2 separate regions of the Homo sapiens genome follow, and region 1 is linked to region 2. Evidence: chromatin loops called from intact Hi-C (ENCODE). Cell type or tissue: Calu3. All regions are shown on one strand. Each heading gives the region's core, and the rest is flanking DNA. Links, peaks and the distances in the headings are about the cores only.

Evidence for each region. Hi-C counts contacts between places; a loop is a spot of excess contacts. Peaks named below come from ENCODE experiments on the same cell type or tissue, not always from the same donor. Only the 100,000 strongest peaks of a DNase experiment are listed, where the experiment ranks them.
Region 1: a loop joins it to region 2, with 7 times the contacts of the local background. A loop is called at or near these places in 92 of 110 quality-filtered maps.

What each region holds. Positions count from the first base shown.
Region 1 is chr15:42,703,205-42,706,014 of GRCh38, forward strand. All of the region lies in intron 26 of STARD9 (StAR related lipid transfer domain containing 9), which reads left to right. Among named protein-coding and RNA genes, the nearest start is that of CDAN1, 33 kb to the right of the region's middle. In Calu3, for the core only: a CTCF peak has its summit at 1,382 (motif pointing right); a DNase peak (open chromatin) is centred at 1,397.
Region 2 is chr15:42,925,422-42,928,231 of GRCh38, forward strand. No RefSeq gene overlaps it. Among named protein-coding and RNA genes, the nearest start is that of TTBK2, 6.0 kb to the left of the region's middle. In Calu3, for the core only: no CTCF peak of the experiment used is centred there; a DNase peak (open chromatin) is centred at 1,430.

The sequences.
Region 1 (2,810 bases), core at 66-2,565, 220 kb before region 2:
GAACTTTTTACCTTTCCATACCTCAATATTTATATCTTTCTCTAGGTTTGGAAAGTTCCCTGTTATTATTGCTTTGAATAAACTTTCTACTCCCCTCCGTTCTCATTCTGCACTCCCTCTTGAATGCCAGTGACTCGTACATTTGTTTTTTTTGTTTTGTTTGTTTTTTTTTTTTTTAGATGGAGTCTTGCACTGTTCACCCAGGCTGGAGTGCAGTGGCACAATCCCTGCCCACTGCAGCCTCCGCCTCCAGGGTTCAAGCAATTCTCCTGCCTCAGCCTCCCAAGTAGCTGAGATTATAGGCGCCAGCCACCATGCCTGGCTGATTTTTTTTTTTTTTTTGTATTTTTAGTAGAGACAGGGTTTCACCATGTTGGTCACGCTGGTCTTGAACTCCTGACCTCATGATCCACCCACCTCGGCCTCCCAAAATACTAGGATTACAGGCGTGGGCCACCGCGCCTGGCCACATTTGTTCTTTTGACACTATCACACAGATTCTTTAAGCTTTCTTTTGTTCTTTTTCATTCTTTTTTTCTTTCCTCCTCTGTATTTTCAAATATCCTGTCTTTGAGCTCACAGATTTATTCTTCTGCTTTATAATTTCTGCTGTCAAGACAGCATTTTAATGCATTTTTGTTTGTTCAGTGTATTTCACCTCCAGGATTTCTGTTTGATTTTTAAAAGATTATTATTATTATTTACTTATTTATTTATTTTGAGATGGAGTTTCACTCTTGTTGCCCAGGCTGGAGTGCAGTGGCGTGATCTTGGCTCACGGCAACCTCCGCCTCCCGGGTTCAAGCGATTCTCCTGCCTCAGCCTCCCGAGTAGCTGGGATTACAGGCACCTGACACAGCGCCCGGCTAATTTTTTTTGTATTTTTAGTAGAGATGGGGTTTTACCATGTTGGTCAGGCTGGTCTCGAACTCCTGACCTCAGGTGATCTGCCTGCCTCGGCCTCCCAAAGTGCTGGGATTACAGGCATGAGCTACCACGCCTGGCCAAGATTATTTTAATCTCTTTGTAAAGTTTCTCTCATAGATTTCTGAATTATTTCTCTGTGTTTTCTTGAAGTTTATTGGGCTACCTCAAAACAACTATTTTGAATTCCCTGTCTTAGATTATACTTCTCAATCTCTTCAGGATGGATCACTGGCACCTTATTTAGTTGGTTTGGTGAGGTCATAGTTCCCTTAATGTTCTTGATGCTTTCCAATGTGTGTCAATATCTGGGCATTGAAGAAATTGATATATATTCCAATTTTTGCAATCTGGCCTTGTTTGTACCTGTCTTTCAGAGAGCCTTCCAGGAATTCAAAGGAGCCTGACTGTTGAGTTCCCTAAGCCTGTGGTCACTGTAGCCATCTTAGCGCTAGAGGGCACTGTAAGCCTATGTAGCTGGGACTCTGTTACAGACTCCAATGTCCCTGGCCCCGATGGACCTGAGTAAGACCCAGGGAGAGTTCCCCACCTCGTGTGGTAATGCTGGCCAGGGCCCTGAACCAGGTGCTGGTTTTGTTGTTGTGGGCTTGGTACTGGGTTCCAAGGAAAAGTTTCATGCATAATTCGGTCTCCTTCCCTAAAGTAGATGGTGTCTTTCTCTGTACCATGTTGCCTACAGTTGGAGGGAAAGGTGATGTGGGCAGTCCTGTGGCTGCCACAGCTGATGCTATGCAGGGCTACACCTGAAGCCTATGGCCTCTTGGACCAGGGTGGAAATGGGTCATGCCCAAGGCCCAGGCTGCTACCATGCTGAAATTTATTTGGGGCCCAGTGATGTGAGAATCCCATTCATCCTGATGGGGTGGGGAATTCCTTTCTGGTGCTTAGTGTGGGTCCACAATCTTTGTCCGTGGGCACAGGCCTGGAATTAGGCTGTGGGGTTTTTTCTGGTTCTGTGTATTACTGTGGCAGACTTAGTACTGGGCTCTAAGGCAAAGTCCCATGTCCACTAACCTCTCCTTCTGCCATGTGGGCGGTGTCTCTCATCACTACCTAGGGTTGGGGAAGGGTTGGTACAGATAATATGAGACTGTCCTTCCTATTATCTTTAATGCATCTTCTTCTCCTTGTAAAATCTAGTACTTTTATCTATCAACTGGTTTTCCTAGCTCTAGCGAAGATATTTTCTTTTGTGGATTGTTGTTCAAATTGATGTTTCTGTGGGGAACTATCACTGACGGGTCCTATTCTGCCATCTTGTTGTGCCTCTGTGTTACTGATCTGTTGTTTGTTTATTTTTTTGAGATGGAGTCTTGCTCTGTCACTCAGACTGGAGTGCTGTGGCGCCATCTTGACTCACTGCAACCTCCGCCTCCCAGGTTCAAGCGATTCTTCCTGGCTCAGCACTCCGAGTACCTGGGACTACAGGCATGCATCACCCTCCATGCCTGGCTAATTTTTCTTGTATTTTTAATAGAGATGGGGTTTTCAGTGTTGGCTAGGCTGGTCTCAAACTCTTGACCTCAGGTGATTTGCCCACCTCAGCTGAACAAAGTGCTGGGATTACAGGCATGAGCTACTGCACCCAGCCTGTTGTTTGTTTGTTTATTTTTTATTTTTTGAGATGGAGTCTCACTCTCTCACTCGGGCTGGAGTGCAGGGGCGTGATCTCAGCTTACTGCAACCTCCACCTCCTGGGTTCAAGCGATTCTCTTGTCTCAGCCTGCTGAGTAGCTGGGATTACAGGCGCCTGCCCCCACGCCTGGCTAATTTTTGTGTTTTTAGTAGAGATGGGGTTTCACCATGTTGGCCAGGCTTTTCTCAAACTCCTAACCTCGAGTGATCTGCCTACCTCAGCCTCCCAA
Region 2 (2,810 bases), core at 42-2,541:
CACGATCTTGGCTCACTGCAACCTCCACCTCCCAGGTTCAAGCAGTTCTCCCGCCTTAGCCTCCCAAGTAGCTGGGATTACAGTCACCTGCCAGCACGCCAGAATAATTTTTGTATTTTTCGTAAAGACGGGGTTTCACCGTGTTGGCCAGGTTGGTCTTGAACTCCTGACCTCAAGTGATCCATCCTCCTCAGCCTCTCAAAGTGCTGGGATTACAGGCGTGAGCCATTGCGCCCAGCCTTGATTTATTTTCTTTTTTTTTTTTAAACAGAGTCTTGCTCTGTCACTCAGGCTGGAGTGCAATGGCACCATCTTGGCTCACTGCAAGCTCCACCTCCCGGGTTCAAGCGATTCTCCTGCCTCAGCCTCCCAAGTAGCTGGGACCACAGGTATGTGCCACCACACCTGGCTAATTTTTGTATTTTTAGTAGAGACAGGGTTTCGCTATGTTGGCCAGGCTGGTCTCGAACTCCTGATCTCGTGATCCGTCTGCCTCAGCCTCCCAAAGTGCTGGGATTACAGGCATGAGCCACTGCACCAGGCCCTGATTTCTAATTAAAGAAATTTCAAGCAAAAAGAATTAGGTAAGAGAAAACGGTGTTGAGCGGGCAAGGCAAAAAACTCTCAATTTGGGAGATATGAGTTTATCGCCTTTTAACCTATTGATATCAATTTGTGTTTAATGATGATGATTAAAATAGACCGTAATATCAGAAAAGATTGACATTGATTAGACCTAGTAAAGTGAGAAAAGAAACTAAAAGAGTTTACATTCACAAAGTAATTCTAATTGTGGTTATTTCTTGATCTGCTTCCTGTTTAGGCCTTTTATGAAACACAGAATAATTATATCATTAACTGTTAACTTTTTGCAGGTTTTATTAGAAGAGTGAATTATAGCTACACATATTTGCTCATATTTTTGTTGCAAGGTCATATATATATATAATTTTTTTTTTTCAGAGATGGAGTTTTGCTCTTGTTGGCCAAGCTGGAGTGCAATGGTGCGATCTCAGCTCACCACAACCTCCGCCTCCCGGGTTCAAGTGATTCTCCGGCCTCAGCCTCCCTAGTAGCTGGGATTACAGGTGGCTGCCAGCACACCCAGCTAATTTTTTTTGTATTTTTAGTAGAGACGGGGTTTCATCATGTTAACCAGGCTGGTCTCGAACTCCTGACCTCAGGTGATCCGCTGGCCTCGGCCTCCCAAAGTGCTGGGATTACAGGTGTGAGCCACTGCGCCCGGCCCCATTAATATATTATTGTTGTATACTCATATTTTTAAAATGAGAAAGTAGTGGGGTGATGTTATGATTGTGCCTGTGACAGTCTGGAAAAAGTTCAGTGACTTTCAGTCTAGTTCAGGAACCTGCCACTCCACTCCAAACACTGGACAGCTTTCTGTGATTTTCAGGCTCTTCTGGCAGGATCATTAACTGGCTAGCAATGCTAATAGCGCACCCTAGCGATAATAGTGTTCCACTGCAAGGTGTATTGAAGCAAAACTGGTCTTATATTTTTGACATTAATCAAAGCCGACTAGCCAGTGGCTAAAGATTTTAATCATTTTTAAAGACCTGATTATGCTCATGAAAAAGATAATCTTTTTTTTTTTGAGACGGAGTCTCACTCTGTCGCCCAGGCTGGAGTGCAGCGGCACGATCTCGGCTCACTGCAACCTCTGCCTCCTGTGTTCAAGTGATTCTCCTGCCTCAGCTTCCCGAGTAACTGGGATTACAGGCATGAACCACCATGCTCAGCTAATTTTTGTATTTTTAGTAGAGACGGGTTTCCACCATCTTGGCCAGGCTGGTCTCGAACTCCTGACCTCAGGTGATTCACCTGCCTCAGCCCCCCAAAGTGCTAGGATTACAGGCATGAGCCACTGCGCCGGGCCAAAGATGATCTTAAAATATTTTTCCGGTGGTGTTATTTGGGAATTGTATGTTCTACCAAATAAAATATATTCATAGATGGCAGATAAAAATTTCCAGAAATGTATTAAGCACCTACATCAAGGCTACCATAGGATATCCTATGGAGGATTAAAAATATATAAGATGTGGTTCCTATATATGCTATTTTGAATTATAGTTTTTGTACATCTTATTTTTATAGAATGTAGAGGGATAATTTCTTATACTGTGTATTCCCCATACCTTCTTCACTCTGTAAATATTAAGTACACTCAGTAGGTATTTTAAAATAATTAATGCAAAAAGTTAAATACTAATAAGTACAAAAATACAAGTGATGTCACATTGTATTACCTTTCAAACAAGTGCTATCAACACCTCTGGGTTTGCCTTTTTCTGCATTTTTCTGTATTAAGATGCTTTCAAAGAAAAGAAATGGTATCACTCTGTTGCCCAGGCTGGAGTGCAATGGTGCCAGTATAGCTCTCTGTAACCTTGAACACCTGAGCTCAAGCAATTCTCCCACCTCAGCCTCTTCAGTAGCTAGAACTACAGCAGTGTACCACCTCATCTTTTTTATTATTATTATTTTGTAGGGCCAGGGCTAGCACTATATTGCGCAGTCTGGTCTTGAACCGCTGGCCTCATGGTATCTTCTCACCTTAGCCTCCCAAAGCACTAGGATTTCAGGTTTGAACCACTGCACCCAGCAAAATGCTTTTTTATTTTCCTCAACTCTTATCCAGAAACACAACAAGGGTGATTGTTAAAACAACAAAGAAAATCCTTCAGTGTGGAGACCTCAGAATAGACAGAAGAGAGAACAATCCTAGGAAATTTACCTTGGGAGTGGTAACAGCAGTATGGAACTAGAAACGGGACTTTTTGCGTTCC